2 separate regions of the Homo sapiens genome follow, and region 2 is linked to region 1. The links are chromatin loops, found by intact Hi-C in ENCODE. Cell type or tissue: dorsolateral prefrontal cortex. All regions are shown on one strand. Links, peaks and the distances in the headings refer to the core of each region. The heading gives the core; the rest is flanking DNA. Region 1 has its middle 45 kb from the start of LINC00609. Region 2 has its middle 110 kb from the start of LINC00609.

Evidence for each region. Hi-C counts contacts between places; a loop is a spot of excess contacts. Peaks named below come from ENCODE experiments on the same cell type or tissue, not always from the same donor. Only the 100,000 strongest peaks of a DNase experiment are listed, where the experiment ranks them.
Region 2: it touches region 1 in a loop (2.3-fold over the local background); 3 of 110 quality-filtered maps call a loop at or near these places.

What each region holds. Positions count from the first base shown.
Region 1 is chr14:36,017,757-36,033,196 of GRCh38, forward strand. No RefSeq gene overlaps it. Among named protein-coding and RNA genes, the nearest start is that of LINC00609, 45 kb to the right of the region's middle. In dorsolateral prefrontal cortex, for the core only: no CTCF peak of the experiment used is centred there; no DNase peak of the experiment used is centred there; H3K4me3 peaks cover 2,786 bases; H3K27ac peaks cover 3,460 bases.
Region 2 is chr14:35,953,131-35,968,570 of GRCh38, forward strand. No RefSeq gene overlaps it. Among named protein-coding and RNA genes, the nearest start is that of LINC00609, 110 kb to the right of the region's middle. In dorsolateral prefrontal cortex, for the core only: CTCF peaks have their summits at 6,878 and 7,081; no DNase peak of the experiment used is centred there; H3K27ac peaks cover 1,989 bases.

The DNA.
Region 1 (15,440 bases), core at 3,259-11,258:
TCAGGTCAAATCAGCTGGCTCCAGTGATGGAAAGGCTAGGCAGGTGAGAACCAGGAGGAAAGAATCCTGGTTCCAAGTGAATGTCTGACATTTGACTGTGGACAGAGATTTCCCAATGTAAGCCTGAAGACAGGTTCTGCTCTCTGAGAGATTGCAATCTGGTTGAGAGACAAGATACACTACATAAAACCTTTTATTTTGTCTCCAAAATATTTATCCAGTGTGTTTTCTTCTTACCATCTCCGTAATCTATACCCTAGTTTTCTCCATATCCAAACTCTGCACCCTGATTTGAGAGACCATCTCCTCTTGCCTGGACTACCACAGCTTCCTACCTCATTCCAGCATGTTCAATCTTGCTGCTTTTAGTCTATTCTCCCATAGAAGAATGACCTTTCAAAAATCTAAATCAGATCATGGTGCTTTCTTACTTGAAGCTTCCTGCTGGACTTTGAATTTAATTGAGTCCCTACCTTGACTTACTGGGGTCTGCTTGGTTCTTCTGTGCCCACCTCTCCTTATTCCTCTGGTGATGTCTCCACTTACCAACTTTGAGACAGTCACAAAGAACTTCTGGCACTTCCTTAAACACTTGATGTCTTTCCCACTTCAGGGCCTGCCTGTGCACATGCCATAGGTCTGCCTGAAATGCTCTGCTTCTCCACCATCCACACTGGTCTTCATATGGCCAGCTCCTCCTTATCACTGAAGTCTCAACTAAAAAGGAATCTTCTTGTAGGTCTTCTCTGAATCAAATATCCTGGTCATTCCACTGTGGGGCATTATACGTTTCCATCATAGACCTTATCACAGATTGCAATGATTTACCTGTTAATGTACTTGTCTGTCTGCATCACTAGACTGTAAGCTCCCTGAGGCCAGGGATTATGCCTTCTTCAGCATTCTACTCTTCTAACCTCAATACCTAGCACAGTACCTGATATGCAGTAAGCCCTCAATACATATTTTAACACTAAACAAATAATGAGTAGCTGCCAAACACGATGCTCCATGGAATGGCACTGTGTCTTTGTATAAGCTAGCAAATCAGTGAAAGATTTTGTTCATTGCATTTATGGTAACTGTGCTCTGTGCCAGTTGTCCTCAGGATACCTTTACATAATTAAAAACATTTAAAAGCTATTTAATAGTTAAAATCATGCAAAAATACTAAAAATAATGTAAACTGTATATTCTGCCATAATGGATATCTTGGGATTTGTCATGCAGGTAGTATATTTCAAGAACTTCTATCCATAATGTGTATCATGCTTGCTTCATTTAAAATCAGTACTGAGATGTAGTTTCCTTATCCTGAAAAACATCTTTAATAAAGACGATTGCACTTTGAGGGAGATGACCCTCCTTTCCTAAGGATTCCTTTCAGACTCTCCAGGAGTGGAGGGTAGCTCTCAGTTACAAATCCTTCTCTGGTAGGCCTTGGATTGTAACAGTCTCGTTGGAGGTTACAAAAGACAACTTTCTCTGTTGCATCAGCTTACAAAAGACAGTTATTCTAAAACAAGTACTGCAGATCGCTTAGTAAAATATCTGCCGGATGTGGTTGTAAGTCATCTTATGAACATGCTACATGTGGTACTGAGAACAGGGTATGTTTCTGAAAGAGCAGCTGCCTCTCATTTCATCTGACCCTATATTGATTCATCGTATTTACTGGATTCAATGGCCGGCTTAGTTGCATTGGAACATGGGCCTGATGCCTGCCTGTTGACAGCTCTGGCTGTCTGGGTGCCTTTCATTTTTATCCCTTTGATTATCAAGCAGTTTTGTGTTATTGATAAATTACAGGTATGGTACTCAGAGGGAGGATGGGGCCAGCTCAGAGTGAATGGCGGTGCCCTTGGGTCTGATGCTTACTTGGATTCCTCCATCTAGACAATTCTATGTAGTGGAAGGTGTGTTTATGGGATTAGTTATTAATCACAAAACAGGATAGGAGTTACTTGACTGCTAATTATAACATTGGATGAGCACATAAAAATCATCATCATAAATAATATCATCCCTGTAGAACCCTTCACATGAAATCAGTCCTGTCAGACAAACAGTTATTTACATAACACAAAATCTTTAAAAAATCCTAAAAAAAAACAACCAAACAAGCAAAATGTGTGTATAGAACCTAATAAAAATTAGTACCTTAAAAAAATCACTGCAAGCTATGTTTTCTGTAATTATATCAAACCCTAGAGTTCTAACCATGTAATAGTAATTTTTTAGTGTTTTTGCCGTTATTGTCCTTTTGATTTACTTAACTATGTCTAACTTGAACAAACAATGTTAAGTGGGGAAACAGATGCGATTAAATAGTCTGTAATTATGTTTTTAGTCAACTGCCACCATCACAGACTCCTCCTGCTCTTCGGACCAGAAAAAAAAAGTGACCTAACTGATTTCACCAACTGCTTTGCCAGGCCCTGATGCAGAATAGATGGCCTTATTAAGCAATCAAAAAATCAGCCATTACAGAGGAATGGTAATCAACAGTGTTTATACAGCCCACACACTAGCCCCACAATACACAATCAGGACCGTGAATTCTGCTAATTGGGTACCTTCTGTGTCCAGAGGTGCCTGCAAAGGGAAACAAAAGGGACTTGAAAATTAGTGTTTGTAGCAATTAGTTTCTGTCTAAAGGCTTAACCCAGTTCAGGGAAACCATGATTCAAACAGGGATTATTATAGCAACTCTGGTATTTAAATGTCTTCTGCCATTATTTGAGGTAGGATTTAGCTTTGGCAAAAGTAACGTCGATTCATCTTCTTTTTAAAATTTACTTAAAATGATTTTTGTTTTGAACTTTTCAAAAATCAAAACCATTAAGCCATTTGCTGCTTTAAATTTTCTGGCATTGAGTATTGTGTGTGTATGTGTGTGTGTGTTTATATCTTAGGATCTTGTTCAAGACCAGCTGAAAAGACTGTTAAATACATGTATTGTTGGGAAGCTCTGCTCCGAGGAATAAAATAGTCGAGTTTGTTGTGCCATTATTTCTCTCAGAATGATCTGTAGTTTAGTGGGAACCACAGGGTGTAATTCTTGGTGAGGGAAAAAGGGACAGCAAGTGTTTTATTTAGAAATGTATGTACGAATTCACATTCTAAGTAATAGCGCTAAAATAGTCCAGGAGGAGAATGTAGAGTCTCTGTGTGTATTTCATCTGAGTAAACTAGCAGGGCATTTCCAAATGGGCCCCACTGAAAGCCCAATGGATTTTATAAAATTGATTACAAAAAGCCTTTTGCCCTTTTCTTCCCTTTTAGTCTTTAGCATTTCTGACGTACTAATCAGATAGACAAATCTCCATGCTTTGCTTCTGTCTTTATAGACTCCCTGCTGTACATGCTCAAAGGGCAAATTAACAGTAGCACAATTCAAGGGACCTCTTCACCTCCCATAGACAGCATCAGCTGCAGGTTCTTGCTGTCCTGAAGCTCTCCACATGGTTATAGAAGGATCATAACAATGAAGAAAAATAAAAGATTAGGGAGGGGAAGGGGAAAACCTAATGATTCAGAAGAAAACCAAAAAAAAATCGGTGTTTCACTTTCTGTGATTTAAAGGCTACATGAGGAAATGGCAGTTTGTCTTTTTAAATTTATTAATCATTTGCTCTCTCTAGTTACTTAAATGATGGTTCACCATTGTGTCAATAAGTATAGTAAAAATTGTATTATTAACACCAAATTTCACATTATTAAGACAGAAATTATTGAAAGAATATTGGTACTTTGAAAACAATCAGAATGATAAGTATGATAGATTTGGAGACACTGTAACAACATTTTACTCCTGACTGATTACATTACATATTGATATTAGTGAGCATCAGTATGTAGTGCAATCAGTCAGGAGAAAATGAGTGAAATGTGAACTAATGAGAGCTAATTGTATCACATAATAGCAAGGACACAGAATTCTACCAATTAAATTAGTTTGAGATGAGACAAATATGAATATAATAATGTTTATAATAATGAAGCAATTAGAGCTAATGAAATAAACGTTAATAAAGACTAGGATCCCTAGCCCATTTCTGCCCTTCTCCTTCTAATTCCTCCAAACTTTGAGTTGTGTTGTATTCACTGGAATCTTTTCAGCCACTGATGCTTGTTTCTTTGTATGTTGGAAGCTATAGGGATGAATAGAAACCTTCGTTATCTGCATGTTTCTTGCTGTCAGCCCTGTAGAAGGCTCCTCATGGTCTGGTGTATTTCTTGGCAAGGTACCCCTTTCCCTCTGATGAATAAATCATGCCTTGTTCCAAAGAGCTTTTACTTTTACTTTCATATACTGTCTTTTCTTTACCTGGGTTAGAAAATTGGTACTTCTTGGTGTCAACATTGATCTCTCTTGACGTATTGGAGAGTTAACTGCTCAGGTCTAGTGCCTCTCCGTTGTGTAATTCAACTGGATTTTGCTTATTAGACACTTCTTTGGTGTCCTTAAGTCTTTGATGATCATGCTACTTAGTACCCAGATACAGAGAGTCTCAACTGGGATGGCAAAGCCTGTTTCTTAAATATCTGATTAGGAATGTACTCTCCAGGAGAAATTACACTGATGTCTCTCAGGAGATAGTTTTGGAGACCCAACTTCAGTCTGGCAGACTATTGAAATCAGCGAAACAATCAGGAACCATATTCTGTATTACAATTTAGATTTCAGCCTAAATGTCTATTTTGCTGAGCATCTTATAGAACAGTGGGTATGGGTATTAGGGAAGATGATACAGCGGTATATTTCTGATCAGCTTCGAAACTCGCCCATTTAGTGAAGACTACTACTTTCCAAGGAATGATGCATTAATACAAATTATGGATTAAGAAAAAAGTATTTTCTGTGGTGCATGCCTATTCTAATATGAACACTGCATTGGTAATTAATGGCAGTCTTGAAAGATTTTAGTAATTTCTTCTTGATTATCTATTTGGATGTTACTCTGGTTGGTGTATTTATATTTATTCTCAATCTAGGCTAGTTAGTAAATAACATTTGGCCATTAAATTAGGTGGTACTCTGTGCTGTGAAAGTTCCAACAAACTTTCTCATTTGGCTACCGTGTTTCTATCATGTATATTATTGTGTTTTTGCTTTTGCTTTTGTATTACATTAAAAAGACATCAGAACGAGCTGTGAGTTAATGTTTCACTTATAAAAGGTTATGGATTACTCTCAGCTGGTTTCTCAGGCTGACACAGAGTTCATGATTAGAAGAATGAAAACAAACATGAATTGAAAATGTCACTAACCTTTATTGGGCTCTGAGAATCCCGGAGTCTGCGTGACAGGAGGCTTTCCTGTTTTCAGCAGTATAAAGAAGATTGAAACAAAACAGCACGGATCCTGGCTATTTACATCTTTTAATGAATGCTCTTCACGTTTGGGTTCCTTTGTCTGTCTCCCAGTTTTCAAGGGTTTAGCTGTGAAAAGTGCGGATGGTATCACATACTCTTATAAACCATGGAGCAGACATCTGTCTAGGATGCTTTTTCCTCCAAATTACGCTCAGTGTAAAGGGCATATATACAGCTGTGCATGTATAAAGTAGCCAGTTATCCACTCTCAATGTTCACCAGCACTGAGATGGAAAGTATTTTCAAATACACTATTAGTAAAGCTGTGTGTTTATGTGGGTGTGTGGTGAAGGGATATTTAAGATGAAATCTATCTTACATATGATGGGCCCATTAGGTTTGAATCTGATAGTGCTGTCTTTAAAAACCTTTTACTAATGGTAAACCCTAAACCCCAGGACCTCATTAGACTAGAGAAAGTAAAATGAGCTGAAACAGTCTGTTTACATGAACCATTGAGTATCCAGAGATTAAACTGTGATACAAGAGATAATAAACACATTTGACCAGCAATAATTTGTTTGAGCTTTAAGTTTCTATTAAGAATCCCTGTCTTTGTTTCTATACAGTGATTTGGGCTTGGTTGTTCTTGACCTATATATGAATAACCTTACAGTATCTGAAACATATGTATATTTTTCTTTCCCCCTTAATTTCTCTCCCTGCTACCTCTTGATCTGGCATACCTTGTGACAAATTGTACTATATTTTTTGCTGATTTCATATGTAATTTGAGAAAATATTCTATGATGATCACTAAGGAGATCTCAAAGCATATTCCTTTAAACTGCAAATATATAGTGGGTGAGGAATTTTAGACTTTTACAAAGGCATTTACTTGTTCCCAAATTAAAGTGAGTTCTATAGCCCCATGCTTAGTCCAAAATTATTTCAAATACTGGTATTTCATGGTGTAACTTTGGCCTACAATACAGATTTAATGACATTCGTTGGTGGAGTATAAGTGTTTTGGAAACAAATCTATTCCTTTGTATTCTCAGTTTATCTAATTACATATTATTCTTTGAACCCAGAATTTGTTTTTCATTTTAAAAGAAGATTGAAGTAATCCTTTGGCCAGAATAAAATTTCATTTAAAAATATGGAGCATTTTCTGTTTTTATTTTATAATAGTCTTAGAAAAATTATATCTAATTAATAATAACATAATAAAGCAAAACTTATGCCCAAATATTGATTGTTAAGATTAACATTATTTTTTTTCTAAAGAGTTCAGTGTTTTTTAGAAAGATCACTTCTAGGTGATCACTTGGAAGATTTTCTCTTGATTTATTTTTATTTTTACAGGTACATAGTAGGCATATATATTTATAGGGTAGATTAGATACTTTGATATAGGCATACAATGTATAATAATCACATCAGGGTAAATGGGGTACCTATCACCTCAAGCATTTATCCTTACTTTGTGTTAAAATCATTCCAAATACACTCTTTTAGTTCTTTAAAAATGTACAATATTGTTGATTATAGTCACTCTGTTTTGCTAGCAAATGTTAGATCTTATTCATTCTACCTAGCTATATTTTTGTAACCACTAACCCTCCCCACTTCCCTGCCTTCTCCCTCCATTACCCTTCCAGCCTCTGGTAACCATCATTCTACTCTCTATCTCCATGAGTTCATTGTTTTAATTTTTAGCTCCCACAAATAAGTGAGAGCATGTGATGTTTGTTTTCTCATGCCTGGCTTATTTCACTTAACATAATGTCCTCCAGTTCCATCCATGTTGTTACAAATGTCAGGGTCTCATTCTTTTTTTATGACTGAATAGTACTCCCTTATGTATATGTCCTACATTTTCTTTATCTATTCATCTGTTGATGAACACTTGGGGTGCTTCCATATCCTGGCTATTGTGAATAGTGCTGCTATAAACATGGGAGTGTGGATATCTCTGATATACTGATTTCCTTTCTTTTGGGTATATACCTAGCAGTGGGATTGCTGGATCATATGGTAGATTATATTCTAGTTTTTGAGGAACCTCCAAACTGTTCTCCATAGTGGTTTTACCTAATTTACATTCCCATCAACATTATAAGAGGGTTCCCTTTTCTTCACACCATTGCCAGAGTTTGTTATTGCCTGTCTGTGGATACAAGCTTTTTTAATTGGGGTGAGATAATATCTCATTATAGTTTTGATTTGCATTTCTCTGATAATCAATGATGTGGAGCAACTTTTTATATGCCTGTTTACCATTCGTATGTCTTCTTTTGAGAAATGTCTATTCAGATTTTTTAAAATCCCATTATTAATCGGATTATTAAATTTTTCCTACAGCATTGTTTGAGTTCCTTATATATTCTGATTATTAACCCCTTGTCAGATGGGTCATTGGCAAACTACCCATTTTCTCTCATTCTGTGGGTTGTCCCTTCACTTTGTCAATTATTTCCTTTGCTGCACAGAAGCTTTTTAACTTGATGTCCATTTTTTCTTGGCTTGCTTGTGCTTGTTAGGTATTACTCAAGAAATCTTTGCTATTGTAGACCAATGTCCTGGATAATTTCTCCAATGTCTTTCTTTTAGTAGTTTCATAGTTTGAGGTTTTAGATGTAAGCCTTTAATCCATTTTGATTTGATTTTTGTATATGGAGAGAGATGGGGATCTAGTTTCATTCTTCTGCATGTGGATATCCAGTTATCCTAGCACCATTTATTTGAAGAGACTCTTTTCTACAATGTACGTCCTTGGCACCTTTGTTGAAATGAGTTCACTGTAGGTGTATGGATTAATTTCTAGGTTCTCTGTTCTGTTCCATTAGTCTATAAGATGAATATATATATATATATATATATATATTTTTTTTTTTTTTTGAGACGGAGTCTCACTCTGTCACCCAGGCTGGAGTGCAGTGGCGCGATCTTGGCTCACTGCAAGTTCTGCCTCCCGGGTTCACGCCATTCTCCTGCCTCAGCCTCCCAAGTAGCTGGGACTACAGGCGCCCGCCACCACGCCTGGCTAATTTTTTGTATTTTTAGTAGAGACGGGGTTTCACTGTGTTAGCCAGGATGGTCTTGATCTCCTGACCTCGTGATCCACCCGCCTTGGCCTCCCAAAGTGCTGGGATTACAGGCATGAGCCACCGCGCCCGGCCAAGATGAACATTATTTTTAAGCACGAAGTTAGAAAACTTGGTGAAAAGAAAGTTACTATTTTTGGTACTTGTTTGGCTCAAAAGTGAGAATTTTATTATTGCTTCAATTTAAAAGATTTATGTATACATATAATATTATCTTATTTTAGAACAATCAAATGAGCTTTTTCAATTTAAAATGTTTCCTACTTGGGAAAATATACAGGTTTTTCAGAGAAAGCAAATCACTCAGGCTTAAATTGGAAGGATTGTGGGTCAGGAACCTGGTTCCAGTTTTGATCTTGCCGCTCTTGATGATTTATGCAATGTTGAAAGTCACCTAAACTTGCTTTCTTCAAATTTCCTTTCCTTCTTTCTCTTCTTTCTTTCTTTCTTTCTTTTTTTTTGAAACAGAGTCTCACTTTCTTGCCTAGGCTGGAGTGCAATGGCGCGATCTCGGCTCCTGCAACCTCCGCTTCCCAAGTTCAAGCAATTCTCCTGCCTCAGCCTCCCAAGTAGCTGAGACTGCAGGCACCTGCCACCACGCCCGGCTAATTTTTTGTATTTTTAGTAGAGACGGGGTTTCACCAATTTGGCCAGGCTGGTCTTGAACTCCTGACCTCAAGTCATCCACCCACCTTGGCCTCCCAAAGTGCTGGGATTATAGGCGTGAGCCACCATGCCTGGCCCAGTGTTCACTTTGACAGAATGTGAAAACATCTCAAATTGAAGACATTATGAAATAAGCCAGTCACAAGACAACAAATATTGTATTAGTCCCCTTATATGAGGGACCTAGAGTAGTCAAATTTTATAAAGACAGAAAGTAGAATGGTGGTTGTCTGGGAGGGAATATGGAATTATTGTTTAATGGATACAGTGTTTTAGTTTGGGAAGATGAAGTTCTGGAGATAGAAGGTGGTAATTGTTGCACAACAATGTGAATGTATTTAATGCCATTAAATTGTTCACTTAAAAATGGTTAAAGCTGTGAATTTTATGATTTGTATATTTTACCACAGAATTCTTTTTATTGTCAACGTTACCAATGACCTGGAAGGTGTCAAATCCAATGCTCAGATTCACCACACTGAATCCCTCAGCATCATTTAACACGGAAAATCTTCCCCACTTCTTTAAGTATTTTCTTCATTTGGTTTCCAGAGAATCGTAGTGTCTTAGTTTTGTGGTTTCTTTCTTTCCCTGTCTCTTCCTTTCTTTCAGTGGCTGCTCCTTCCCAGTTCTCTTTGCCGTATCCTCCTCCTCTTAGTGATGCCAAATGCTTGGGAGGCCTCTTCTCTGCATATCTAAACTTGCTCTTCATGTGATCTGTCCAGTCTCATGACTTTAAATATCTACATGCAGATGACTCACATTTGTATCTTCAACCCCTGCTTTTCCCCTTATGTAGACACTATTTTAAACATCTTCATTTATATGTCTAATAGACATTTCATATTTAACATTTAAAACACAGGTTGATTTATTTTTTCTCCTAAACCTGCTTTTCACCCACTGTTTACCATCTCAATAGCTGGCAAAACTCTTTACCTGGTTTCACATGACAAAAATAAATAAATAAATAGATAAATCTGAGATCATTATGACTCTTCTCTTCTTTTACATCATGTATCTGTTCCATTAAAAAAAATCCTGTTGGTAGTGCTACCTTCAAAATAAATCCCAAATCTGATCACTTGTGACCATTTCTATTTCTGGTACACTGGTCTAAGCCACCCCTATCTTTTTCCTGGAACTTAGCATTGGTTTCCTAACTAGTCTCCCTGCTGCTTCTACTCTTGCTGCTTCTCCCTCCTTCAAGTCTCTTCTCTTCCTAGCACCTCTAGTGCTCCTATAAAAATCTAAATCTGATCATGGCAAATACTCTAATTCTTCCAATCCCACTTAGAGGAAACTGTAGGAATAAATATTTTGATTCTTTTAGAAAAATACTGATATTCCTCTTATCAAGCAGAGTTTGGTTAATGCTATGGCCTGAATGTGTCCCTGCCCCCACCCCCATATGTTGAAGCCTAAATTCATAATCAGGGAGTATTAAGAGGTGGAGCCTTTGGGAGGTGATTAGGTTATGAGGGCTCCGCCTTAATAAAAGAGGCTTGAGGGAGCCTGTTTGCCCCTTCTACCTTGTGAGGACAGGTGGAATGCGCCATCTAGGGGAGATGGGTTCTCACCAGACACCGGATTGGCTGGTGCCTTGATCTTGGACTTCCCAGCCTCCAGAACTGTGAGAAATAAATTTCTGTTGTTTATAAGCTGCTCAGTCTAAGGTATTTTGTTATAGCAGCCCAAATGGAGTAAGACAATCAAATTTGTTATATGATTCTTTTAGCCCACGTATTCTTTTTGTTGGGATATAATCCAGAATTTATAGAGAAGGAGTGTTTTGTTGATAAACAGTTTCTTACTATCTTTTCCTCAGATCACCCATTTCTCTTAAGTGGCCTGGTCATGTAGTGATGATAGTAAAACTGGTTAAAAAAAAATCATGCCCACGTCTCTTATCTTTCACTATTTTCAACACACTTACAAGATTAGAATGGAAATAAGGTGACATTTATATTAACTTTTTGCTTAGTGGTGCCAAATTAAAGAGTAGATTAATACGCTTACCTTGCTTTTTTGCCAATGATTTTTTTAAGCTTTTTTTGTTCTCCTAGTAGGTTCTTTTGACTCTTCAGTATTTTGGTTAGGCCTCTTTTTTTTTTTTTCAAATTTTCGTCCTGTACCATTATTTATTTCTTTTTCCATCCAGGTTACTAACAGTGAGTCTGAGTGATCCTGTTTTTCAACCTCTCTTAGATTCTGGGGCCTTGTACATCCACAACAACAGCCATACAGGTCTTAACGATGGGGTAGCAACATCTAAAGTATGGTCATTGGAAAGGACACTTATCTATCATGTTCTTTCCTGGGTTGTCATTTAAGGCTGCTTTCTGCAGCATACTTTCTGGTATTTGATTCCAATTTGTTTTAAGGATCCCATATAATTGGACCTCCATCCTTTGGGTAAAGAAAACAGCTCTTTCAGGGAGCAGTCAATTAACCACCCTCAGCCATGCATGGTGCCTTAATAGTGTGGGCAGGGAATTGAGTTACTCTCAACTACTCGCAGGAATATGCCCAACTTAGCCTAATAGTTCCTTGGTTGGTGCATAGTTTGTTAAATCTCCTATGGGAGGCAAAGACTTTATAATTTTTCTGATACTTAATAGAGTAGCTTCAGAGTAAATCTAGTGGTATTTTTCTGAAGTTGTACTCATATTTGAGCTGTTTAACAAGAGAGTAACGTCTCCTAATTTGTCCGGGTCGTGCTCTAGAGAGAAGCTCTTTTTCTTTACAGGATGTAAACTGGATTTCTTAAATCACAAAAAGCACTGACCTAATTTTTTTGTCTCAGTTTTTTTTTTTTTTTGAGCTCTTGTGACCTTGGGGTGATGAATTTTGGTGAGGTGGGAGCAAGGTGTGACAGCATTTGTGGAGGAAAAGGTAGAGCTGGCAGGTCTCAAATTGGCTTCTAAGAGTGTCCCAGTGTCCCAGCCTGACTCACAAGGTGCCTGCTGCAGTTCTGAAACTTTCAGCACCTTGAAATGGTGTTAATTATTTGGATATTGCTTGACTCCTTCCAACCCCTTTAGGTCTTAGAAAAAAGAAAAGATATGATTTTATTGGTGGTGAGGGTGGCTAAATATACACCACTAGAAAATGACATTTTCTATTTTCTCAGCCCAGGCAAGCAATTAACGAGCAAGCTTTCCTGTATGCTTTTCCCCATATTGGACCTGGTGAGACCATGTCTGGCCTCAGCTAAATAGCTTGTGATATGCCTGATTGATACTCTTGGAAAAGGGAAAAGTATTCCAGCAAGGAATCCAAATATAGCACACAGTTATTTAGACTAGCCTACGGCTATGCTAACTGTAACTCTAAACTTAGACATATTCTGGAACCACATGATGCTTTTGTTGGTGATTTTGGGGTGAGTGTTGTGCATTTTTATGTCTCTTCAGGTGGAGGTGCCTAGGCAAAAATGTACTAGACTAAGTCTAGTTTTCTGTGCTCTCATTATATATGTGATAATTGACTCATTTTTTTTACTTTTAATCTTATGAGGAATGCCCTTTGCTAATGTTTCATGAAAAGCTATGGCTGGCCGGGCATGGTGGCTCACGCCTGTAATGCCAGCACTTTGGGAGGCCGAGGTGGGCGGATCACCTGTGCTCAAGAGTCAGAGATCAGCCTGGGTAACGTGGTGAAACCCGGTCTCTACTAAAAAGACAAAATAATTAGCTGGACGTGGTGGCACACACTTGTAATCCTAGCTACTCAGGAGGCTGAGGCACAAGAATTGCTTGAACCTGGGAGTGGAGGTTGCAGTGAGCCGAGATCATGCCACTGCACTCCAGTCTTGGCGACAGAGCAAGACTCTGTCGAAAAGAAAAAAAAAGAAAAAAAGAAAAGCCATGGCTGAAATATAGAACTCACAAAGGTTTACTCTGTTGTTACTAAAGTGCTGAGCACTGATCTGTAAGCCTATGCAAAGACATTGTAGGATGGGCAGCTTATCCCTTTGCTGATTGCTGTAAATTTTACTGAACACCCTAGTAAATTGTACTTGCCACCAAACTAATTCTTGGTTATTGTTGCTGCAAATATCTCTGCTCTCATGGAGCTTATAATCTGGTGGGAAAATATACAACAAACAAACAATTGTATACATAGGTGATTCCCATTGTAATAAGTCTTTCTTCATATGGTGGTTTAGACTTTAAAAAATATTTTTCTCTCCAGATTTTCCAATTTCTTAATAAGACACAATTTTTTGAATTATTAAAAGAAATTCAATTTTTTTTTTGAGACAGTCTCACTCTGTTGCCCAGGATGGAGATTAGTGGTGTGATCTCAGCTCACTGCAATCTCTGCCTCCTGGGTTCAAGAGATTATCCTGCCTCAGACTCCCAAGTAGCTGGGATTACAGGTGTGCACCACCACGCCCAGCTAATTTTTGTATTTTTAGTAGAGACAGGGTTTCACCATGTTGGCCAGGCTGGTATCAAACTCCTGACCTCGTGATCCGCCCACCTTGGCCTCCCATAGTGCTGAGATTACAGGTGTGAGCCACCACGCCCAGCAGAAACTCTCTTCTTTTCAAGCAGTGTTTCTATATCCAAATTTGGCTTTTTTGATAAAATGAAACTAGGTGCTGACTCTGTACTTGTATGCTGTTGGAAATAAATATCAGAGATTTAGTGATATAATACAACTTGAGAATTGTTTGGTACTCCTCTGTATAAACTGAAAATCCTCTAAATCATTTAATAAATATTTATTGAGGGGTTTATTTATGCATGTCACTGTGCCAGGCCCTTTAGGGGATGCATAATGTATCTGCAAAGTGCTTCATATATAATAAGTGATATAAGACTTGTAAAAAATAACTATAGTATAAGGCAGTCTGTGACAAATGTCTTAAGAATGAAAAAAAAGAATAATAAATCAGATAAAAGAGATGTTTCCATTTGATTACATGAGTGATCAAGGAGGCTTTATGAATGGAGTCATGTTTCAATTGGCCTTGAAGGATGGATAGATTTAATTTAAAAATCCAATAGTAACAGCTCATTTAAAAACTTGGAACGTATATAAAACCATAAAGAAGAAAACAAAATTATCCATAATGACACAACTCAGACACAGACACTGTTCTCAGGTGTATCTTTTTCTAGTTTTTGTTGTACACAGACATACATAATTAGGAGTATATTATTCATATAGTTAGGTGACTTATTTTTTCATTTCAATTATATCTTAATCATTTCTTTATTATTAAACAGTTTTAGAAAATGTCATTTTAAACTTATACATAGTTTTCCATCCTATGCATTTCTGATGGACAGACTGAGTCGATGGATAAAGATATAGAAAATGTCATGCAGACTAAAGGAATGGTACTAGGGAGTTTAATGAAAGGATTTTGAGCAATAGAGTGACAGTCAACATGTGGAGAAGATGGTCCAGCAGCCACATTAGGATGGTTTGGAATGAACTGAGCCTGCAGCAGGGAGATGATGCTAGGGCTCAGTTACATTAGCCTGAGTGTCAATTTATGTGAGACTAAATGGAAGAACTAGAATGGAGATGTAAGAGAAGAGGAAGAAAGCATGGGAAATGCTGTGGCGGAAGATCTGAGAAGACGCAGTGACTTATGAAAGTAGAGGGAAAGGGGAAAGAAACAGTCCCAGAGAATCTCAAGGTTTCTAGCATATGGGGTTGGGAGAGGGATTGTACTATTATCAGAAATGTAGACTTCAGAAGGTGAGCTGCACTTGAGAAACTGAGAAATGCCATTTGCTGGAAATTTTCGTTTTATGCCCCTGGAATTTGATATGCCAAACAAAGAGATAAGAATATTTAGCTGGCAACTAAAATACAAGATTAAATCTTATGAGAGAAATGGGGATGAAAATAACTGGTAGTCATTCATTCATTTTTTTCATGTATGCATAAATGCTTTAATGAATGTTTATTGAGCATCGAGCATCATTTATTTCTCCCAGATTTTCTTTTTTTCTTTATTTTTTTTTGAGACAGAGTCTCGCTCTGTCACCCAGGCTGGAGCGCAGTGGCGCGATCCCGGCTGACTGCAAGCTCCGCCTCCCAGGTTCACACCATTCTCCTGCCTCAGCCTCCCGAGTAGCTGGGACTATAGGCGCCCACCCCCACGCCCGGCTAATTATTTTGTATTTTTTTTTAAGTAGAGATGGGGTTTCACTGTGTTAGCCAGGATGGTCTTGATCTCCTGACCTTGTGATCTACCCGCCTTGGCCTCCCAAAGTGCTGTATTTCTCCCAGATTTTCAAATCTGCTAAGTTTTAAACATTTCAACTACTGTATATTTTTTAATTTTCAAGAGCTGTTTAATTTCTGATTGTCCATTGT
Region 2 (15,440 bases), core at 3,487-11,486, 64 kb before region 1:
ATTTGGCAATGATGGGGTTCAGGACATGGTACTCCAAAATATCGCACCTTGGCATTTGAGAAAACAGCAGAAGCAAGGAAGTCATTCTCACCCCGTCTGCGTTCTTCCCCTGAAGCAGGTAAGAAAACCTGGAAGGGTTTTCTGATTTTCCTCTGAAGAGGGTCATAAGACACTCATTTGAGAGGTGCCCTTCCTCTACCAGGAGGAAAGGAACATCCTTACCTCTGAAGACACAGGAACACAGAGAAGAATCTGAACAAACAGGTCTTGCTAAGTACTCCCCACCCCCATTTATTAAATTAGATCATACTTTTTATCCAATCATGTCTTCGTGACTCTCGACTTGTTTGTCAAACTTAAAAATTATAAAGGTTTACCACTTTCTTCTAGTCTTCATTTCCTTATGAAGGCTCCCGTGTTCTGCAAAAGTGATATTAAGTAAATGTGTATGCTTTTCTCTTGTTAATTCTTCTTTTGTTATGGGGGGACTCAGCCGTGATCATCGAATGGGTGAGGGAAAGATATTTCTCTTTCTCTACAGAAATATGCCAGAATAACCCAAATGGGTAAGCCAGGGCATCCCTTGGTTGCAGTTTCCTGGACCAAGACCTAAATACCCTCAGATGCTACCCCACTTAAATGATCTATGCTATTTTTGCACTTTAGAATACATACTAATCCTTCTGGCTTCTAAATTGAGCTGTTTATGTGAAGGATGGTCATGCAGCCTTCAGGTCCCACTAAGAAGCCATAGATTTAAAAACTTTAAGTTTAGGCTGGTGCTGTGGGTCAGGCCTATTATCCCAGCACTTTGGGAGGTTGTGGCAGGTGGATCCCTTGAGCTCAGGAGTTCCAGACCCGCCTGGGCAACATGGCGAAACCCTGTCTTTACAAAAAACTACAAAAATGAGCCAGGTAGGGAGGCGCCTGTAGTCCCAGCTACTCAGGAGGCTGAGGCAGGAGAATCGCTTGAGCCTGGGAGGTGAATGTTTCAGTGAGCTGAGATCGCATTACTGCACTCCAGCCTGGGCAACAAGCCAAACCCTGACTCAAATAAAATAAAATAAAATTTAAGTTTATAAAATCTTAAATAGCTTTGGGTGAAGTATGATTAATAAAGAAGGAAATTATGGAGAGAGAAAAAAGAATTTTTTTCCCTTGATTGTGTAATTTGGATTTTCTTTCCAAATAAATAGCTGCTTCCACTAGCCAGGTGGAAGCATCTACGTCTGTGACCACAATGAGGCGCTAGGAAGGTGGTGCACGCAGAGTGTGCCTTGCCCTCAGCATCTCTTCATTTAGCTGCTCCTGAGTTGTATCCTTCATAATAAACTGGTAAGAGTAAGTACAAAATAAAAATTAGCCAGTTGTTTCTCTTACTAACATGACATGAAAATATTTAATTTTCTTAGCGAATTGATGGCAAAATTCCATTTCTGAGGAGTGAAAGATCAAAGATTAACTTTATTATTTAAAAAATAACTTTTTCTAAGTATAAAATTAATTCATTTTCATTATGAAAAATTAGGGGAAAATGAATGTGACATTACATTAAAAATCACAAATAATTTATAAGACCTTCTTGCTTCATAATTAATCTAGCTTGAGGAAAATAGTAGGAAAAACTTACTAGAATTAGAAGGCGAGGAATAGTGAGGGAGAAACCTTCTTTTATATGCCTGCAAAAGAGAAAGAAAAAAAAAATTCTTAGGGCTAGTTAGTGGCTTTGGGGCACCTGTCTCTTTCCCTCTTGGGCCTAGAACTGCTGACCTGGAATATGATTCCCCATAAGACTTTAACATATGTGAGCGAGAGGATTGTGTGGAGACACCTTGGAGCTGAAGTCTTAAAAGGAAGCTCCTGTATGAGAGCTGCCCAGCACCAGCTGCTGGCTTGGTGACCAGATACAGTGAGGCACCAGGAGGGCCCCTGTGCAGGGTCAGATAGACGATGTGGGTCCCTGAGAATTCCCTCCATGAAAATCATTCGTCTTTAAACGAGATCAGAACAAGTTCTTGGGGCCTACTCTTTAGTTGGGAGTTCCCCAGTGTTATCATTCTGGAATATTTAAAAAATCATGGCTGGGCACTGTGGCTCACGCCTGTAATCTCAACTTTGGGAGGCCAAGGCGGGCAGAGCACGAGGTCAAGAGCTCAAAACCATGCTGACCAACATGGTGAAACCCCGTCTCTACTAAAAATATAAAAACTAGCCCGGCGTGGTGGCATGCACCTGTAGTCCCAGCTACTTGGGAGGCTGAGGCAGGAGGATCGCTTGAACCCAGGAGGCGGAGGTTGCAGTGAGCCAAGATCACGCCACTGCACTCCAGCCTGGGTGACAGAGTGAGACTCCATCTAAATAATAATAATAATAATAATAATAATAATCCATGTGGGTTGAGTTCATGTGTGTGTGTGTATGTACACTGTATGCTTTGGACTTTATCTTCCAGTAAAATTATAACTTTGAAAAGTTAGCTGAGGTGATAAGATATGCTATACTTTTTTTTGTATGCTATTTTTCATTTGGGAGTGGAGAAATGGTTTTCAAGGAGCTGAAGAACTAAAGTAGTATATTTTATATATTACTTCTGTATATTTTGACTTGTAGTGAGTAGCCAAGCAAAATCTTGGGCCCTCTGAGAAGGCTGAGGTTGTCATGCAAATGACCTTGCTCTGCAGACTCTCACCAGCAATTAAGGATTAGGAATCTGGGAGGCTTCAGTACTGGTTCGTCTTGATGTAAAGTTTGGATGATAGTGGGACTCTAATTTTGGGCTATTCTTCCATGTGAATGTGTGGGAATCATGTATATTTGTGAATAATTCAGAAACTCAGGGGTCTTAAAGTGAATTTTAAAATTATAAAAATCCTAACTTTTCAGTTCCTTTTATGTGTCTTCCCAGAAATATCTGTTTAGAAGGAAAACTTGGGAGCTGGTCCATCATCTTTTTTCTTTCATTTGCCGTGATTAGGGGAAGAGGGGCTACAGAATTGGTTTGGTCATCACCTCTTCATAATTTAGTTGTGATTCAAGATGTTCTCTTATGAGAAGTAGCAATATGCGGCCATAATGTGACATCTGTTTTGCACAATCAAAACATTCCTTTGCTGAGCTCAAATGCCCTTTTAGTGCTTCTGGGATAAGCCCCGAGAAAATGCTTTATCTGCTTCTGTACATCCATGAGGAAATAAACGGCTTTAAGAAAGCTTCTCAACTGGAGGTGTAACTCTAAGAAAAATTGGAACAAACGCTCACTTCATCTCTCACCCAAAATGTCTTCTGCAAACTTATTCAAAGAGCCTCAGAACCAGAAAGAGAAGGAGGCATATCTACACAATGTATCTGGAGATTGGAAGCTGGAGGCAGGATTGAATTGCCAGTGAACTTTGCACTGTGATTTCATATTGAAGTGGCTGCATCTGTGCCACCTGTGGATGGCATGATTGGAGCATTAGTCCTTGCTCAGCCTCCGCACCATTGATAACTCTGCTTAACATCGCCACAGCGGAAGCTTTGTTGGAAGCCGCAGTCACTTTGCTTCGGCAATGGTGTACATTGGTGCCCCATTCAACCTTTTTTTCTGACATTAGCACATTTGAATGGGCCACCAGTGAAGCCATTCAGCGAGAACATGCAACCGGGGTTTCTGGGTGGCCTAGAGCTGAGCTGAGAATTCTCATTAATGGACTGCAAGACTTAGCCTATTGAGGTACATGAACTCAGTGACCAAAGAAAAGTGAGACAAAGATGTCCCTCACAGGAACACGTAGGTCAGAAGTGGACAAAAGCAGACACGGACCAGTCAAAGCTATTTGATTACTGAGCTGAAAAGGGAACACCGACCGATCCCTGTGGTGGGGCAGCACAGCTGATTTGAGGGAAATCTCCAAATGCCCGCACACTCTGAGAGTGAGGCATTTACTAGAATTGCAGGTGGTGTGTGAAGTTATTTTTAAAATGTTTTTTCTTCCACTTGTCTTTGTGGTAATTTCCTATTTGACAGTACTTAGAAAAGGCCCCAAATAACTAGAATGAAAAGAAAGGGCAAAATTGAACTGGAAAAAGCATGCTTAAAAGTGAAAGGTGATCACGGGCAACATTCCCCCTACTGCTGGTCCTCTGAGCTACTTTCAAGCTCTTAGGGACTAGAAAATGTTCTTTGAGAGCCAGAACTTTTGCATGTTTAGGATTATAACTTTAATACATTAGCATAATTTCAAAACTTTTTTACTCTAAGATATAGGATAAAAAATGTAAGTATGAAATTTTGCAAAAAGATAAAGGAAAAGCATCACTGGAAAAGTTTAAGAAATCAGTTTGGGATCTATGAACATGGTCAGTAATAGCATGCTTAACTCGAATTAATCCCATGCTCTTGCTTGTTGAGGTATACATTTCTGTGGGAGATATATTAGTCCCTTGTACTCAATGTGATCTGTGCAAATATCCAGAGAGCTAATACTTAGATGCATATGAAGTTTGAAAAGCATTCTGCAATTTTTCCAAATGGCATTTAAATAACTATACTAATATTAGGTTGGTGCAAAAGTAATGGCAAAAATCGCAATTACTTTTGCACCAACCTAGTAATTCATTCCAAACCAAGTTTAATTATTAGGACTTGGTTAAAAACTTTACAGCTTCTTGAGATAGCAATATATTTTAAAATGTTCAAAATGTTGGCGTTATGAGATTTGGGGAACCTAAAAATACCTATAATCCAGTTCTTTTTATAAAAGGAAAAGGGAAGAAAATGTGTTTTTTATCCCATCATGCATAATGCAACTATTTTTTTGAGGAAGAGATACAATTTAAAAAGTGTGGCCGAGGGTAAAGGAAGAGACACGTTTTAACAAGAGTCATATCCATTTATATTGAAACAACTTCATGGAGGAGAGGACTTCAGGGTCCATTTAACCTAGCTCTTCTGTTGTATCCATAGTGTTATTGAAGCCTACAGAGGTTTAGCAGGCTGCCAATGGCCCACCCAGCACCTGGATTTAAAAGTAACACTTCATCTTGTTATGGGAATTGTTTCATTAGAGCAGTTATAAGTCGTTTCTCATTAAGGGGCTAGAATCCTTAAATTTATGATTTGTTCTGCATGTTAAATTTAATAAACGTAAAATAGATTTATATGCTGCATACATATCTGTTATGATACTTCTAGTAAATATTTCCCTAACTGTTTAAAGCTCTAGTAAAAGCTAACAAGAACAACATCAAAAGTGGCCGTTCCCCAAAAACAAACCTTTGAGACAATCTAGCTTTGCCTTTTTGAGAATTTTTTAAGTCAGTTCCCTTTCTCTTACCTTCATACTGTCAGAGGTGTTTGAACCAAAGTGACTCCATCTTTAATAGGGGCTGGGTAAAATGAGGCTGAGACCTGCTGGGTCGCATTCTAGGTGGTTAGGCATTCTTAGTCACAGGATGAGATAGGAGCTCCGCTCAAGATATAGGTCACAAAGACCTTGCTGATAAAACAGGATGCGATAAAGAAACCAGCCAAAAACACATGGTTACAAAACTGACCTATGGTCATCCTTGCTGCTCATTATATGCTAATTACAATGGATTAGCATGCTAAGCAACACTCCCACCAGTGCCATGCCAGTTTACAAATGCCATGGCAACACCCAGAAGTTACCCTATATGGTCTAAAATAGGGAGGGACCCTCAATTCCAGGAAATTCCTGCCGCTTTCCAGGAAAATTCATGAATAATCTACCCCTTGTTTAGCATATAATCAAGAAATATCCAGAAAAAAAATAACCAACCAGCAGCCCTTAGGGCCGCTCTGCCTATGGAGTAGCCATTCTTTTCTTCCTTTACTTTCCTGATAAATTTGCTTTCACTTTACCCTGTAGACTTGCCTGGAATTCTTTCTTGGATGAGATCCAAGAACCCTCTCTTGGGGTGTGGATTGGGACCACTTTCTGGTAATAATAAGAACTCTTTAATTTTCTTTTGGCATATCTTATCTAGTTCACTTCTAATATTTCTCCTTTAGGCTACTTCAAAATGTGTAGGCAAAATACTTTTTTCCACCTATGTTGTATTACTTAGAAGAATCTTCTCCTGGAAATTCTTCAACTTGAGGCTTCAGTTGTTTTTTAGTGAAGAGGTCCAGAATATGCCACACCCAAAAATACCACTTTGGCATAAGGATTACTTTAAGCTGAAGGCAACTGAAGAAACAGCAGACCCAGGAAAAGTTCTTTGCCCTCCCTGCTTCTGTCTAAAAGCAGGGCATAAATTTCTCTTTGTAAAGGTGACAGAAATTGCTATTTGTAAAAGCATTTCCCTCTCCCATTCCAGGAAGACCAGAGAGGGCACAGAGAAGAGTGTGCATAACAAACCTTTCTAAACAACCTTTATCCATCATATATTTCCTAGTCACCTTCCCACAATTTATTACACCACCCCTAGGAGCTCAAACCCACTTTCCTTTGTCTAGTCACTTCTCTATAATTTATTGCCTTTTCTTAAAATGGTATATAAGCCCCCTGTCTAACTGCTTCTTTGGGTTTTTACTTATTTTCTGTGAAGCCCCTCACACATAACATGTGAACTCAATAACTATTTATGCTTTTCTCCTGTTAATCTGTCTTTTGCCAGTTTAATTCATAGGCCCCCAAATAGTGAACCTGAGAGGGAAAAGTTTTTTCCTCCCCTACACTAGCTAATCACTAAATTATCACTCCTTTTGCTCCAATCAAGTCCATGTATGTTTTTTTACCTTCAGTTTCCAGCTGTTAGTGCATGGTGCTTCCATGTTGTCTTGCCCAATATGGTTTTATTTCATTTGAATTATTCTTTTTAGTTAAAAATTTACTTGCAAATGCTTTACTATTAGTCACACATGTGTTGGCAATGAGTGAAAATGGGCCCACTAGGAGACACTGTAACATCATCTTTGTTATTGTTTTTGGAGGGCATGGCTTAGGATTAGAAGAAATGAGAATTTGTTTATACAATTTGAAACTGTCTATTCAATAAGTAATTGAATCTTTAGGGTCTCTTTTAAGGACAATGACTTTAAATATCTAAATTTTGTTTGAAGATACTGCCAAAGCAAAGTTGGGATAAATCATCAGATTATTATCTACTGAAATTTTATCTAAATCTAAGCTTTTTATCATATAGATTAATGGAAATAGGAATTCACTTGGGCGTTCATATCTTTGTTTTATTTTTCCACCGAAGAATCTGCTGGGTTTGGATTTATTACTATATTAGAGATATAATAATAGTTTCCATTTAGCTAATAATACTATGTGTGAGAAACCATACTAAATATTTGACATGCATTCTCTAATCCTCATAACAACCCTATGAAGTAGGCACTTTACTATCTGTGTTTGACAGATGGGGAAACTTCAGCTTTGAAAAGCTAAGTAACTTGGCCATGGTTACTTGGTTATTAAGTAAGGAATTGGATAAAGAGTTCTTAGAAATGGTTTAGCCCTGGTTCCTTTAAAGAAACAAAGTCTTATTTATAATTGTATCTTTTTTATTTTTATTTTTTTTCTGAGACGGAGTCTCGCTCTGTCGCCCAGGCTGGAGTGCAGTGGTGTGATCTCAGCTCACTGCAACCTCTGCCTCCCTGGTTCAAGTGATTCTCCTGCCTCAGCCTCCTGAGTAGCTGGGATTACAGGCCCAGCTAATTTTTTGTATTTTTAGTAGAGACGAGGTTTCACCGTGTTAGCCAGGATGGGCTTGATCTCCTGACCTCAGGTGATCCACCCGCCTCGGCCTCCCAAAGTGCGGGGATTACAGGCATGAGCCACCACGCCGGGCCTATAATTATATCTTATTATGCCCTATGAGTGCCCTTTCTCTTTACTATATTAATGACACATGATGCTTTCCCAGTAGTTCAAGGTCAGTAAATGTACAGCCAAGGGCAGGGAAAATGTATATGGATATGTCAGACCACCAAGTTGTAGCTAAGACTCATGGTCACAGCGGCCTTCATGTGGAAGATGCAGGGAGGAGCGTGCTCAACTTTCAGCCCAGTGCCTGGGTACATTCATATTAGGAACTTGTTTGCCAACATTGGCAGCTGGCTAGATGGAGGTGATAAAACGCTCTTGTTCTCATTTCTTATTATGCTCACTGATTCTGACCTCTGGTCCCACAGATCTCCTTCTTTTATCCTTCAGGTGTTCTGCCCTCTGTTTTGATTTCTCTGGGACACAAATGAAATTATTTTCTGAATTGTGAAAGTCCACATTATCAACTAATGCACTGTTACTGTCACGTTTCTGCTGTTTGGATGCTTGTTCTATTGTGAAAACTTACCCAAACTTGGGGTTTAGGAAAAGGCCTTTTATAGTTTTCGTCAACTGAAGAAAGAGCAGCATTAGGTATAATTATACATTTTGATAAAGTAAAGCACAAACCTGTCATGTTTTATGTTAACAGCCTACATGATGGTGATCTTACAAATGGTCTGAAGTTAGCAGCTCATGGGAGAAGGCTGACATGTTAAAACACAAATTTACCTAATCTGACACTTCAGGTTACTCCAAGGCGGGTGGAAATTTGGCAGCAACGGCTTGTGCCATTGCCCTAAGGAGAAACAAAATATAAACCTTTTACAATCTCCCTGGGAATTTTTTTTAAAAACTTGAGGCCCAAGTCCTACCTCAGACCAACAAAATAAAAATGATCTGGGGATGGGGTTCAGGGATCGGACTTTTTAAAAGCCTCCCCAGGCAATTCTAATGTTCAGCCATAGTTGAGAAGTGCTGATCAGGCATAACGTACAGATGAAATATTATCATGTGTAACATTGTACAGGGTTCTTTGGGAGATATAGAAATCAGGAAAGACGTGGTTCTTGCCTTCAAGGAACTTTTGATTTGGATGAAAAGACTCTTGCCACAAAAATGGTTACTAATAATATAATGCAGTCACTCACTGTTAGTAAGTGATGTCATAGTTTTAGTGGAGACTGCTTTCCAGAGTGTGTAGCTTCCAATCCCTATCCTCCTACCATCAGTGATAATAATTGCCTCCTGAGATTTTATATGCCCCATTTAATCTTCTCAACTGCTTATCAGTTAGGTATTATTCCCATTTCACTGCAGAAAAACTAAACCTTAAAGATATTGTTGTTTGTATAAAGTCTGAGAGACAAGTTTTGAACCCAGGTCTGTTGGGAACAAATATCCACGCTTGCTAACCATTAGGTTATACCATTTGGTCTCGGTAGATGCATAGTCGATAATAGCTAGAGTGAACTGTAGGCCATAAAATGTTTCTGAGCACTTTAGTATAGTTATATTTCTTAATTATTTTTTTAAACTGCAAATTAAAAAAAATTAAATCACAGAAAAGTTGAAAGAATAATACATTGAACATTGTATACCCTTTACAACTACATCCATCAATTATTAACATTTCACTACCTCTGCTTTATTTTGCTCCCTATTTATTTATTTACTTATTTAGAGACAGGGTCTCACTCTGTCACCCAGGCTAGAGTGCAGTAGCGCAATCTTGGCTCGTTGAAACCTGCGCTGCCCCTGGGCTCAAGCAATCCTACCACCTCAGCCTTCTGAGTAGCTGGGACCACAGATGTGCACCACCACTCCCGGCTAATTTTTGTATTTTTAGTAGAGATGGGCTTTTACCATGTTGTCCAGGCTGATCTTGAACTCTTGAGCTCAAACGATCCACCTGCTTCGGCCTCCCAAAGTGCTGGGATTATAGGTGTGAGCAACTGTGCCTGGTCCCCATTTATTTATATATGTATATATGTATCCTTTTTCTGTTATTATTGAACCACTTGAAGTTGCAGACATTGTGATACTTCACCCAGTGATACTTTGGTTTGCGCTATCTAAGTGTAAAGACAATTTTCTATATACCCATTACACTGTTCATACCGAAGACAATTAATGTGAATTCAGTTTTGTCATCTAACATGCAGCCCATTAAAAATTTCCCCAGTTATACCCAATATATCTATTTAGGTGCTTTTGTTGACCCAAGATCCTATGAAAGTTGGTTAATTCTGTGGTTGTAATGTTTAGAAACTTTTAGTCTAGAAGGGGTCTACGACTTCTTTTATTTATGATATTGACTCTGTTTTAATGATCTAGGCCAGTTGCCTTGCAAAAATGTCTCCTCTTTGGGGATTTGTCTGATTGTTTTCTCACAGTTAGGCTCAGGTTAAACATTCTTTGCAAGACTATTGGATAGGTCATGTGTATTTCTTATTGGATCCACCAGGAGGCACACACCAGGCTGTCCTACTGTTGATGATGCTAAGTTTGATTGCTTGGTTAGGAAGGTAATGTCATGCCTAATTTCCCTATTGTAAAGTTAACCTATGTGGTCATATTTTAAAACCATAATCTTTGACCTAGTGGTTTTGGTATCCACTGATCATTTTTACATTGGTGGTTGAAAAATGGTGATTTTCTAACTCTATCATTTCCTCAATATTTTTTAGTTGGTGTATTAGTCTGCTTGGGCTGCCAAACGAAACACCACAATCTGGGTGGCGTAAATGGAAATTTATTTTCTCATAGTTCTGGAGGCTAGAAAGTCAAGATCAATGTGCTGCCAGGGTTGGTTTCTGGCGTGGCCTCTCTTCCTGGTTTATAGATGCCACCTTCTCACTTTGTCCTCACAGGATCTCTTCTCTGTGTATATGCATGGGGGGGAAGAGGGAGAGAGGGAGAGAGGGGGGAGAGAAGGGGGTAGAGAGAGAGAGAGAGAGAGAGAGAGAAAGCATGAGAGAGCCCTTTGGTGTGTTCTTCTTATAAGATACCAGTTCTGTTGAATTAGGGCCCAATCCTTAGGGCCTCGTTTAACCTTAATTACCTCCCTAAAGATCCTCTTTCCAAATACAGTCACATTGGGGGTTAAAGCTTTAACCTACAAATGTTGGTGGGGATGTAATTCAGCCCATAACAGTTGGTATTCTTCTGTAAAGCGGAGCTTTCTTTTATTTTTCCCTTACCTCCTCCTCCTTCTCTTTTCTCCCCATCTCTGCCGCCCTGTTTTCTTCTAAGTATTGCTATGGACTCATGCATTTATTTTTTATTTAATGTGATAATCTATCTCTGTCATTATTCATTTTAATGATCAAATTGTCCAAGATATGGACAGTGGGAGCTCCTTCAAATTAGTTCTTGTGTCCTTTTGACATGCCTCTATTAGTATGTAAGCACTTTCTTGCTTTCTTGAACAACAAGATATTCCAGGTTGCCTTGTATTTTCCCTATTCCAACCATTTTTGGAATCAGCCATTTCTCCAAGTAACCCTGGTTCCTTTTAGTGGGAAACGGTATTTAGAAACACAATCTGTGTGTTTGTTGTTACTAGTTATGATTACCCTCTAAACCAGTTATTTTTAATAAAGTTCTCTATATTATACCTATAGAACCTGTGCCAACGAAGGCTTTATTGAATTAGAGACTAACTCTTCAAGAGTACAATCAGGCATTTAATAAGCATTTGGAAAGCCTTTGATTGGCTTGGGACATAACATGCACTTAGTATATTGACAAAAGAAAGAAAGAATGAATGAATGGCCTTGGGTCATGGGTTTTTCTTGATCTGCTGGGAGGGTCTTCTAACTCCAGTGAATTCGCGCAGGCTGTGGTGAGTGGAGGAGATTGGGATCAATCCTAATGTATTATCTACATTTTCAGCATGTATCACTCTCTCCCATTATTGAGAAAAGTCCAGATTCCCATCTCCTGAGCCTCTATAAGCTCTTACGGCTGTTTTTCCAGGAAATGAATCTGTGGTGCCTCCAACTCTTCGTTTGTGTTTCTCAGTGCATCCCCTCAGGTTTCTAGGGCGATGAGCTGACTTATCTTGAAAGAAATACTTGAAATTTTTTCCCTAGTTTTACAAAGCAGATAGCTAAGGAATTTTTTTTCACAGATGAAGAGAATCCAGTTAAAATGAAGCAAGGAATACAGATTTCAGAGCACTTGAGAATCTCGTACATTTAATATCTATTCTGAGGAGCAAGGATTCAGTAGCAACCACTCTTTGAGGATCTATTTACTGTCAAAGTGTAATTGGATTTTGATATAGCAGTTCATTTTGATGGGGGTGGGGATGGGAAGGTGATTACAAAGTAACAAACAAAATGTAAGCGATGGGACCTTTGATTTATTTATCTTTTCTTGCTCCTGGATCTTTACAGATACTGGGAATAAACCCCTTATCCCCCACAGTGGTCTTAGAAAACAAGGCATACACTTCAACTACTTCTGCTGTGAATAATCCATTGAATCCAAACAGTATTATACTAGATTCATCAGTGTTCACACAAAGGTCATATCCTTACATATCTCTTTGAATTTGTGGGACACATATGGTGTACCACTTCTATAGAAGAAATATTTTCATTTTAGAATTCAACTTTTATAACCTTTGGCAACATGTAGTATCAATGGCTCTTTGTTGTTCAAAAAAAAAGTAAAACTGTAAGCTATCCCCAAGGATATTCAGGGCGTTGCTATAGCAACAGAATCTGCCTCCCAGCACCACAAGAGAAGCTATGAATAAAAGATGGTGTTCTAAGGACAACAGAATAGAAGAGGTTGTTTCGATCCTTCTAATACCTGATATTTGCTGTTATTTTGTTAAATGCAAAATAAAAATCTTGGGGAAAGGCCCAGTTTCAATATAGAAAAGGATGAATTTCTATATTGTACTTCAGATGTTGTGAGGAAAAAGACATGCTTTCTGAATAGTATCAGCCTGTGGTAGGAAGACCAGGGAAGGGCCAAAATATTTGATTTATATATTTTTCTGTTTAGTTTTGTACTTCAGGTGAAGAACCTCAAAGACAAATGTGTTAATCAGAAATACAAAAGAATGGGATTATTTTAAATTCTGACCCAAAATAGTTTCCTGATTCCATATTTAAACACAAGCATACTTTACATAAAGGTACCATAAAACAAAATGTTCTAATTTCAGCTTGCATTGTTTATTCTGAATCCAATTCTTTCATGTATACCTACTTGGTCATCGATTTTTAATGGTTTCAACATAGCTACCTATCTACCTACCAACCTAGCTATGTTTCATGATACTGGGTATTTTAGGACCCAAATCTGAAGGTGAAACACAAGGTTTCAGTTGATTCAGAAGTGAACGAACTTTGAACCTCTCTATTCCCTCCCTCCTCACCCACATGTACATATGTATATCTTGCCACTTGTGTCTTCATATCATGTTTAGTTTTTATGAAGCTTATTTTGTTGTATGAAGCTATTGGTAAAATGTTATTCAGAGAGGAGGTGAAGAACTTACCCCTCTGTAAGTGCTTATTTTCAAAATATTCAGAGCTACATAAAATTACTGCCAGAAAATATGACTATTAGAGCAAATGGAATGCTATAGACTAAATCGTATCCCTCAAAAATCATGTGACTAACCCCCAATGTGACTTTATGGACATATGGCCTTTATGGAAGTAATTATGACTAAATGAGGTCATAAGGGTAGGGCCCTGATCTGATAGGATTAGTGTCCTTGAAGAGTAGGACACCAGAGCTTGCTTTCTCTTCACTTGCAGACATGAAGAAAAGGCAATGTGAGGTTACATCAAGAAGGCGGCTGTCTATAAGCTAGGAAGGGAGCCCTCACTAGAAATTGACCATGCTGGCTTCCTAATATTGGACTTTCAGCCTCCAAAACTGTGAGAAAATAAATTTCTGTTGTTCAGGCCACACAGTTTATGGTATTTTGTGATGGCGGCCCAAGCTGACTAATACTCCTGTATTAAAATTATAATATTTTGTATAATTATTTTCTTAATTTTCCATCAAAGTATAGCTCTGTTTGTGGGGGAAACAGGCAGGTGCACAAATAATCTTAAAGTTTCTCTAGAACTTTTGTTTTGCTTTTATCACCTTGGCAACTTTACACAATTAGTAATCTAAAGGTTACTTAGTTATCAAATGTGTGTCTCAAAAACATAATTTTGGCTATGATATCTAGAAAATGTGACCTTTGTTTTGGTTGGAATAATTTTCCCACTGAATTCATGGATAAGTACAATTATAGGAGCTTAAGGAAAATGTAGCATTTTGTTTTTGAGCTTTATTTTAGTTTAGGTGTAGGTAGATAATGTTTGGGAAGGATGGACTTGTAGATTGTGTATTAGTACTAATCTTATAAGAATAAATTCTGGGTAAGCATTGTCCAAATTTCAGAGACTTCCCTTATTGTTGTTAATTCTCCTTGGATCCTTCCATCATTTAAAGTCTCCAGGGATATTTTGATTAGTAAGGAATCTATTCAATCGAGCTGATTATATGACTTGGCTGTTTCTCTGACTCTTAAAACTAGGCAATACACCAAAATGTTAATAATGTGTGGTGAGAACAGTGGTGGGAACATGGGCAATTTTCTCTCCTTACTTTTCCACTTATTGTCTAAATTTTGTATAAGCAGTCATTACTTTCATAATGGAAAAATAATAGAGTGAAAAAATACTAGATATTAGAAGAACTTAACAAAAATTTCATCTTCTTTCAAAAAGAATTTGAGGTAGTTTACAGTAAAAGACATTTGAGGTACCATAAAGCTAGACAAGCTAGAAATTAGAAATCTAAAATTATGAAAAGAGGAGGAAAGTAAATACTTCAATGAGATTTAATAATGGTAACTGAACATTTTAGTAACCGAATGTTGTAGTTAGCACTGAGCTTCCTGACAGTCAAGAAAAAGCGATACTGGATTAGAGAATTCTCACTATCCAATCAAAAGAAAGTATATAGTATTTTGTAGAAGAACATTTTTTCCTTGATAAACTCTTAAAAGGAATTTGCCATAGTATGTTCTTATTTGTGTAAAACATAAAAAGGATATATTTACATGCTTGTAAATTCAGAGAAAATGTCTGGAACCTAGTATGTTTATTGTGGCACTATTCACAATAGCAAAGACTTGGAACCAACCCAAATGTCCAACAATGATAGACTGGATTAAGAAAATGTGGCAGATACACTCCATGGAATACTATGCAGCCATAAAAAATGATGAGTTCATGTCCTTAGTAGGGACATGGATGAAGCTGGAAACCATAATTCTCAGCAAACTATCACAAGGACAAAAAACCAGACACCGCATGTTCTCACTCATAGGTGGGAATTGAACAATGAGAACACTTGGACACAGGAAGGGGAACATCACACACCGGGGACTGTTGTGGGGTGGGGGGAGGGGGGAGGGATAGAATTAGGAGATATACCTAATGTTAAATGACGAGTAAATGGGTGCAGCACACCAGCATGGCACACGTATACACATGTAACAAACCTGCACATTGTGCACATGTACCCTAGAACTTCAAGTATAATAAAAATATAAAAAAAAACTACTGACGATAATATAATGTCTTTAGTCACTTTTGCTGTTTAGCACAACTTCTTGCTTCTTTTGATGAC